Regions from separate parts of the Homo sapiens genome. Here region 1 is linked to region 2. The links are chromatin contacts, found by Hi-C or POLR2A ChIA-PET in ENCODE. All regions are on one chromosome and are shown on one strand. Each heading gives the region's core, a stretch centred on a gene start or an enhancer-like site at or near the end of the contact. The rest is flanking DNA. Distances are from core to core; before and after follow the strand shown. Region 1 holds the start of DCHS2 (dachsous cadherin-related 2). Region 2 has its middle 27 kb from the start of TMEM131L.

Region 1 (4,581 bases), core at 1,331-3,830, 1.1 Mb after region 2:
CACATCACAATTTCCTAGGCCAACTCACAACCCTCTCCATCCCTTCCCAAGCCTTCAGGTTGGCCCACAGGCCTGATGCACTCACCTGCAGAAAGCAGTGTCCAACCGGGGCATGCTCTGCAATGGTGGCATTGTACACCTGCCTCCAGAAGATGGGCTCATTGTCATTCACATCATCTACGGTGATGCTCACCAGGCAGGTGGCAGAGAGTGGGGGCTCTCCGAGGTCCTGGGCCACCACTTTCAGCTCCACCGCCTCCTGGACCTCTCGGTCTAGAGTCCGGATAGTGCTGATCGCACCGCTTTCGGAATCAATGGCAAAAGATGGTCCACACTCTGCGGTGTGGACCATCTTTGATTGCAGGGAGCCGAGATTGCAGGGAGCCGAGAGTTGGACTACAGTGTAGCGCAGCCAGGCGTGATCACTGCCTGCCTCGTCGGCATCGGAGGCGCTGACCCACATGACTACAGTGCCAGGGGCCGCGGCCTCGGACACTGAGGCCTTGTAATGCTGTTGGCTGAAGAGAGGTGGTTGGTCATTGAGGTCAGCGACCCGGAGTAGCAGCGTCTCCTCCGTGCTCAGCGGCGGGGACCCCGCGTCCGTGGCCACCAGTAGTAACTCATACAGATCGCGGCTCTCTCTGTCCAGGGGCCCCTCCACGCAAAGGAAAAATACCCCTGGGGGGCCGCCGGGTAGCAACGCGAAGTCTCCCTCTCCGCCTTCCAAGGACAGAGAGATGCTCCCGTCTCCAAGACCCACACCAAGCTCCCCTGTGGCCTCATCTTCCTTCTCCCAGTCACCGTCCGCGTCAGACACCGAGACGCGAGCCACGTAGTCGCCCGGTCGGGCGCCTTCAGAGACACGGGCGACGCCTCCCTCTGTGAGAAAGAGCACGTGAATTGCTGGCCGGTTGTCATTCACGTCCAGCACGGCGATGGACACGCGCACCGTGGCAACCTCAGGCTCGGCGCCTCCATCGCGGGCCTCCACCACCAACTGGTGCCAGGCCTGTGCCTCGCGGTCCAGAGGTCTCCACACTCGCACCACGCCGCTCAGCTCCTCCACCGCGAAGTAGGCCGCGTCGCCCAGTGCCCCGCCGCCGCTACCCGCCCCAGGCACTTGCCGGGCGCGGACGCTGTAGCGCACGAAGCCATTGGGCCCCAGGTCGCGGTCGGTGGCGCGCACGCGACAGACCTCGGCGCCCGGCTGGGCGTCCTCGCGCACCGCGGCGCGGTACTCGTCCTGCTCAAAGACCGGCGGGTTGTCGTTCTCATCCAGCACGCGCAGCTCCACGCTCAGGAGGCCGGTGCGCCGGGGTCGGCCGCCGTCCCATGCCTCGATCTGCAGCCGGTGCGCCGCCGCCTCCTCTCGGTCCAAGCGCCGCAGCAGCACCAGATCTAGAGGCTCCAGGGGTGACGAGGAGCCTGGCAAAAGCGGTGACGGTAGTGGCCCCGGAGTCCGGTAGCGCAACTGGAAGAACGGGCCTGCGGGGTCCTTGGGCAGGTCGGACGGTTGCACCAGGGTGTAGCCCTGAGTGCTGAACAGTCCGGCGTCCGGATCGTGGGCAACTGGCAGGCGGAAGGCGGTCCCTGGCGGGCTGAGCTCGGAGACGTCGAGTTGCAGGGAGTCGAGGGGAAAGCGGGGCGAGTGGTCATTCACGTCGTTGACGCGAATCTCCACCTGCACCACAGCGCCCAGCAGCGTGGCGGCGACGAAGCTGTAGTGGTCCCGCCGCTCGCGGTCCAGGCGCCGCGCAGTGCGGATGATGCCGGTGTCCGGGTGCACGTGGAAGTCGTCCAGCAGCGGGGAGTCATCGGAGTCCTCCGACAGAAAGAAGCCGCTCCCCTCCTGCTGCTGCGCGGCCGGCAGCCCGGCGCGGATGTCACCTACCAGCGTGTCCGGGGGAAGCCCCTCATCTACGGAAAGGGTGAGGTTGAACAACTGGGCAGAGGAGCCCGAGGCCGCCCACAGCCACACGTGCACCAAGAGCCAGAGCAGGGAGCGCTGCGTCCTGGCGCCGCTGCTGCCTGACCGCCCATGGGGTGTATCTCTCCTCCCGGGGAGCAGAAGGAGCTTCCCGACCGGAGCCCGCCGCTGCTGACGCCCTTCGCCCATCTTCCGCCCACAAGGGCTCATTTCTCCTCCAGCTCCTTGGGAAGGCTCTCGGGTAACTGCCAGCTTGTGGCAGGATCGCAGAAAAATCCAGGAGCCTCTTCAGTGTCTGAGCCAGAGAAGAAAAGACTTTGTTTGGCAAACAAACCGACGGCCCAGGAATTCCCGAGGTTACATCTGCAACTGGTGAAAGCGTCCTCTGCCTGCAGCTCACGCAGACAGGGAAGTAAGCTCTAGCTGCCTCTGCCGCGGCAGCCACCTCTTCTGCCCCTGGATTTCTTTAAACGAATCTCATCTCTTTTTCTCTCTCCTTTTATTCCCTTTACATCTGTTCCTTGTTCTACTCGGCTGGTTGTTCCCCCCTGGTAAAGTCAGGTGCATTATTTCTTTTGCCAAAAAGGAGGAGATTATATGAAGCGCGCACACACAAGGAGAGGATGGGGATCTGGCCGGAGTAGGGGGTGGAGTAAGGGCGTGGAGGCAGGGAGTCAGGGCGCTGGGGAGGAGGGAGAGAGGGAGGGGGGAAGGGAGGTCTGCGGCCCTGTCCGCTGCTCCGGGGGCGGGGCGGTGGTTCCCCACTGTGTCTCCGGGCGCCAGGGACCGCGCGACTCCTGCTCCGACCCAGCCTCCGCCGCCTGCCTTCCCCTCCCTGCCGTGTGATGCGGCGCACACGAGGGCAAACTCCAACCTGCGAGCCGCGCTCTGCAGCAGGGCGGAAGAGGAGCAAATGCAAAAGCACTGGGAGACGTGCACCGCGGGGCGGGTGGGGGACGCGCAGGCGGGGCGTCTGCCTGGGCTTGGCCAAGTGCCAAGTGATGATGGGTGCGGGGAGGTGAGAGGAGCGGCCTCTCCGCGGCCTCCCCCTCCATCCGCTTGACCGTCCCTCTGCAGGCCTGACTCTTGGCTCGCGCTGAGCCAAGAGGGTAGAGGTTATCATCACTTTGGGGTGCCAAACTTGTGTTCTCCATTTGGCGAGAGGGACTCCCGTCCGCAGCGGAAGGACAGATGGAGTCAAAGGCCGATGCATAGCTGGGGCCAGGATGGCTTTAAAGGGGAGAAGGCGGAACTTGGAAAAGCCTTCCAGAAAACCCGAGAAATCTGTGGCACACATGGTGCAAACCACACTTTATTATGCGTGCTACTACCCAGCGACGTGTGAGCCTCTTGTCACTCCCCTCTGCCACCAGGAATGACGACAATATATCCGCCCTGAGAACCCTTTTTCTACATTCAGCGCCATCATAACACTTCCAGGATGTCTGACGATGCTGACTGATGAGCAGAAAGCCCTGGTGGCTGACACCCCGCAAGCCCTCAGCGCTCCCCCACCACCCCTAGGCAAGGAAGTGTGCAAGCGGGATAACTCTACGGATACCACTTTCAAAACTAGCTTCTGTCTGAGCCGAACGCAAATGCCAATAAATAGCCATAGTCGCAGATTTCCCTTCAATTAACTATAATAATCGGTAGAAACTGATCAATGGCCTCTAATAAAGTACGCCTGAGAAAAGACTCTCTGGACTCTTAAAAATGGCTGACCATATTTAGCAAGTGGTTTCTGCAATTTTGCATTTGGGCCTGAGAGAAGAATTAATTTCCTAGATACCGTTTCTCTCCTTTAGGGAGGACCAAAAGCCCTGCATAGTGGTTTCTTGCAGCAACAACAAAATGCCTTTTTAAATGTGCAACGGAGGTGTATGTAATTGCTAATCCACAGCCACACCGTTATCTCTACCTGTGACCAAATAACAATAAAATAATTGACTTTGTAGCATATATGTTACCGAAAATGGGGACATTATTAAAATAAATTCAGCTTTCTTTCCCCCAATGAACTCTCTTTAACCATTAAAGAGATTTGTTATGAGTCTTTAGAGTCTTTTTATCTTCAGTCTCTGCATTTGCACCCTAACTAGTCCCTCCCCTCCCACTCTTGCCCCTTTATAAGTAATTCTTTTCTGTTTTTGCTATTGTTGTTGTTGTTGCTGTTTTGTTTTCTGAGTCAGGATCTCACTCTGTCACCCAGGCTGGAGTGCGGTGGTGCAATCATGGCGCACTGCAACCTCATGGACTCAAGTGATTCCATCACCTCAGCTTCCAGAGTAGCTGGGACTATGGGTGCCCACCACTATACCTGGCAAATTTTATATTATTTTATTAATTTATTTGTTTATTTTTTTTACTTTTGTAGAGATGAGGTCTCACTATATTGCCCAGGCTCGTCTCGAACTCCTGGGGCCAGTCTTCCTGCCTAGGCCTCCCAAAGTGCTGGGATTACAGGCTTGAGCCACCGCAACCAGCCTATAAGTAATTCTTGAACAAGCATCTGGATTAATGTTTTTAAAGCTGTCTCAAATCATATTACCTCCTGCTTAGAACCTGAAATGATTCCATTATACTTAGATTATAATTCAGACTCCTTCAATCAAGCTCCTTTTAGTAGTACAGGATCCTATCCATCTTTCTGA
Region 2 (4,751 bases), core at 1,364-3,863:
GGTTTTTAAATGATCAGCTGGCCCTGAAAATAGTTTCCAAAACTCATTGAGCTATGAAATTTCTGTTAAACACAGCAACCAGGCATCACCAAGATTTATCAATAACACAGTGGCCCATCTAGTAATGCCCAGAGCAGGAACCTAAGAAAATATCAGCATATACTTACAGCCAATACACAGATCTGTCTCCCATGGATATAACTCAGAAATTACAAAAGGGAAATAGTAGACACTATAGTTTTTAAGCCTTTTAATTTTTTTTTTTTTTTTTTTTTTTGAGATGGCATCTTGCTCTGCTGTTGCCCAGGCTGGAATGCAGTGGCTTGATCATAGCTCACTGCATCCTTGAACTCCTGGGCTCAAGGGATCCCTCCGACCTCAGCTTCCTGAGTAGCTGGGACTACAGGTGTGGGCCACTATGCCTGGCTAATTTATTTTTTATTTTTGTAGTGACAGGGTCTCATTTTGCTGCCCAGGCTGGTCTCGAACTCCTGGCTTCAAACAACCTTCCTGCCTTGGCCTCCCAAAGTACTGAGATTATAGGTGTGTGCTACCACACCCAGTTCCTTTTTAATTTTTAAAAGATTTTAGATTTTTTTTTTTGAGGCAATCCTTTCACATTTCTCACAACTCATCGTGAGTTGTTTTAATGTAAAGTTATTTTCCAGCAGATTGAAACAGTGAAGACCTCTGTATTCCAGGAGGGCAAGTGTTCTGCCTCTTCAAGATAGCTGAAGGAAAGGAAACTGTATAGCTCCCTGCAGTTTAAAAGTTAGTTGCGCACTGATTGCTTCATGAATAAAGCTGGAAGATCTAAGTTTGGGAGTGAAGGAAAGAGGATCTGCGGCCGGGCGCGGTGGCTCACGCCTGTAATCCCAGCACTTTGGGAGGCCGAGGCGGGCGGATCACAAGGTCAGAAGATCGAGACCACAGTGAAACCTCGTCTCTACTAAAAATACAAAAAAAAAAAAAAAAAAAAAAAAATTAGCCGGGCGCGGTGGTGGGCGCCTGTAGTCCCAGCTACTCGAGAGGCTGAGGCAGGAGAACGGCGTGAATACGGGAGACGGAGCTTGCAGTGAGCCGAGATCGCGCCACTGCACTGCAGCCTGGGCGACAGAGCGAGACTCCGTCTCAAAAAAAAAAAAAAAAAAGAAGATCTGAAAGAGAAAAATTGGAGAATACAGTCCCAGAGATTCATATTTCTAGACTCAGATCTCATGGACATTTTTGCCTGATGTGAAAAAACATTGTCCTGGCCAGGTGCAGTGGCTCACGCCTGTAATCCCAGCACTTTGGGAAGCTGAGGCGGGCAGATCACCTGAGATCGGGAGTTGGAGACCAGCCTGACCAACACGGAGAAATCCCATCACTACCAAAAATACAAAATTAGCCAGGCATGGTGGCGCATGCTTGTAATCCCAGCTACTCAGGAGGCTGAGGCAGGAGAACTGCTTGAACCCAGGAGGCAGAGGTTGTGGTGAGCCAAGATCACACCACTGCACTCCAGCCTGGGCAACAAGAGCAAAACTCCATCTCAAAAAAAAATACACTGTCCTGCCCAACCACACTCGCTGGTTTACTGCTCCCAAACCTTGAATAAAATTCTACAAGAAGATGGTGTATTGATGATCCATTCTATGCCTATCATTCTGCATCTGACTTCAAGTCTGTTTTATGACAGTTTCCATGTCTCCTTTAAAGAGCCCTTTGCTTTTGCAGGAAAATGAAAGATATTACCAGTCTTACAAAAGCATGTGGCTTCATATATTTTGAGTGCTATGAAATATTAATTTTTCTAAAACTGACATTATTTAGCAATTGGAAATGTGTTAGCTCTAACTTTCTTTTATGGGTACTTTTCTGTGGTTATAATATACAAAATTAAATTTACCACTTTGATCATTTTTAGGTGTATAGCTGTGCGGCATTAAGTACATTTTAGGGGCATTTTAAAATCTCTTCCTACTCTCAGTGCAGAGGTTCCTTCCTGCTTTCTCTATAAGTCATATCCAGCAGATAGTATTTAGGAACCCTTCATTTCTCAACTTTGTTTTGACAAAATTAGGAGTAATTCTATTACCTCTTTTTAAAAATCGGGATTCTAGGCCGGGAACAGTGGTGCACGCCTGTAATCCCAGCAATTTGGGAGGCCAAGGCAGTCAGATCCCTTGAGGCCAGGAATTCCAGATCAGCTTGGGCAACATGGTGAAACTCCACCTTTATTTTTTCAAAAAAGCGATTCTAAAGTGGAGTGGATGAAGGACTATGTCTTTCTTACTGGTTTATTGCTCGTCTGTGACTTTTTATTCACTAAAGATCCCTCTTAGGTAGATCTTAAACTTTCTCTCGCTCAGACTAAGTGATTTCAGTTTCATTATCTATTAATAGATACCTTTGCCCACACTTTAGTCGTGGAGTTCTCACAGTGGTTCTTCTCTGATACCTTGCCCAAGGTTATTTATATCCTGTTAATTTAAAAGTCTAGTAGTAGTGTCTGTAAACGCCGCTTAAAATAAAACTCACCAAGGGTTTGCCAGAATAGGTTTCTGGAGAAGAATCGCTGGTGTGAGCAGGAGCTCTGTCCCAGTGGGGCTGCTGAGTGTCACCCACTCCCCCACTGCGATTTTCTCACTGTCAGTCCCACCGCTTCCTGCCACTTGGTCTGGCTGGTCTTTTTTTTTTTTTTTTTTTTTGAGACAGGGTCTTGCTCTGCCACCCAGTGCCCAGGCTGCAGTACAGTGGCATGATCTCGGCTCACTACCTGGCTCAAGAAATCCTCCCACCTCAACCTCCTGAGCAGTTAAGACTACAGGCACATGCCACCATGCCTGGCTAATTTTTTTTTTTTTTTTTTTTTTTTTGTAGAGATGAGGTCTCACTATATTGCCCAGGCTAATCTAGAACTCTTGGGCTCAAGAAATCCTCCCGCCTCGGCCTCCCAAAGTGCTGGGATTCCAGGCATTAGCCACCGTGCCCAGGCTGGTCTCACCTTAAAAGCAACCGCCCAGATGAAGAAAAGCATTGCTTTCTTCAGTTCCTTATAGTTGAAACAGTATGACAGTAGGATAAACAATGGAGATGTTAAACTACGTTTTCCAGAGCAGACCTGATTTCAAATACCCTGAGCCATTGTCATACCTCATGTCAGGCAGTTGATTTGCTTATTCAGAAAACGTCCAAACTATCAATGGAGACTAAATGGAGGAGAAGTTACCCAAGCACCCCAAGAATAAGATGCGCCTCGAGACCATCTTAGTGCTCACTCGTGCCCCTCCCAACACGGTTCCTTTAACGTTGGTCCTTGATGAATATTTGTTGACTGAATAAATGAGTGGGGGATGGCCAGGTGCGGTGGCTCACGCCTGTAATTCCAGCACTTTGGGAGGCCGAGGCGGGTGGATCACCTGAGGTCAGAAGTTCAAGACCAGCCTGGCCAACATGATGAAACCCCATCTCTACTAAAAATACAAAAAATTAACTGGGTGCGGTGGTGGGCTCCTGTAGTCCCAGCTACTCAGGAGGCTGAGGCAGGAGAATCGCTTGAACCCAGGAGGTGGAGGTTGCAGTGAGCTGAGATCGTGCCACTGCACTCCAGTTTGGGCAACAAAAGTGAAACTCCATCTCAAAAAAAAAAAAGAGTGGGGGATGGACAGGTTTTAGAGACATAACAGCCCCTGGTAAGCAGAGTGACCCAAAAGGGGAAGCAGGGGCAAGTTCGGCAAGTTAGAGTGAGAGTAATTTTTGACCTAACGCAGGTGGGGAAGAAAATGAAAACCTGAATAGGTTTGAATTTGATCATATCGTGCTGGCTGTGACAACCCTAAATGATTTACAAATGGCTCATTAAAAAAAAAAAAAAAAAAAAAAAGTGTATCATCCGAATCCTCAACAAGAAAAAAAAGGAGCAAGAAAAAAGAATTCTCTTTTGTCCCTCCTACCCACATCTTTGCATGCCTGTCACCCCTCATGGATGCCATCCTCACTGTTCAGCGTCCTGTCCCCCTGATGCCCCATGGCTCTCACTTTACACTGATACAGCCAAACGTATCAGGAAGAACCAAATGTCTTCCTCCAAACTACACTTTGTCCTAAAACTATTCCTTTTAAAAACACACTTCAAATAAAGTTTTCAGTTCCTCAGAGTTGGGAAACTGTTCGATTGCCTTGTTATATGCATACTTAAGCCATACTCATCAGGTACTTAGTGATCAATACGTGTCTCCAATTACTTGATTAAAATACTGTAAGTCTGAATGACTGATAGGCTTCATTCTCCCAGGGAACATCTATGTTTTCTAAATTTCATTAGCCTAAATGAATCTAATTGATAAAATATATTAGGACCCTTCTGTGACAATTGTGGGCAATGTTCTCTGTCTACTGTCAGGCTGGAAATAGAGCTGTCAGTGACTTGGTATCCCAGTTTTATCCTGTTATAGTCTGTGGGAAGCCATTGTACATCAGTAGGGGAAAAGGCATAATACAAACATTTTAGAAAGTTTACTAGAGCAGGCCGGGTGCGGTGGCTCACTCCCATAATCCCAGCACTTTGGGAGGCCAAAGTGGGTGAATCACCTGAGGTCAGGAGTTCGAGACCAGCCTGGCCAACATGGTGAAACCCTGTCTCTACTAAAAATACAAAAAAAAGAAAAAATTAGCCTGGTGTGGTGGCACGCGCCTGTTAATTCCAGCTACTTGGCTCAGGAGGCTGAGGCAGGAGAATTGCTTGAACCTGGGAGGTGGAGGTTGCA

Evidence for each region. A loop is a pair of places that touch in the nucleus more often than their neighbours do. ChIA-PET counts read pairs that join two places held with the same protein, here RNA polymerase II (POLR2A). Pooled maps may share reads with other maps.
Region 1: a pooled map shows a loop between it and region 2 (7-fold over the local background). The contact joins the promoter of DCHS2 here to the enhancer-like site in region 2. A Hi-C loop is called at or near these places in 1 of 37 single-sample maps with no recorded cell type and 2 of 50 pooled maps. POLR2A ChIA-PET finds 5 or more read pairs at or near these places in 1 of 52 experiments (GM10248).

Annotation. Positions count from the first base shown.
Region 1 is chr4:154,489,219-154,493,799 of GRCh38, forward strand. It overlaps DCHS2 (dachsous cadherin-related 2), which reads right to left and starts at 2,581. Exons shown (of 20, transcript NM_001358235.2): 1 at 86-2,581. The coding sequence starts at 2,137. RefSeq lists enhancers at 409-1,365, 1,366-2,321, 1,790-1,929, 1,980-2,159, 2,962-3,011.
Region 2 is chr4:153,436,963-153,441,713 of GRCh38, forward strand. No RefSeq gene overlaps it. Among named protein-coding and RNA genes, the nearest start is that of TMEM131L, 27 kb to the right of the region's middle. Within about 2 kb of position 2,614, at least 7 of the 41 ENCODE cell types and tissues checked have a DNase peak (open chromatin) inside an H3K27ac peak, as active enhancers do.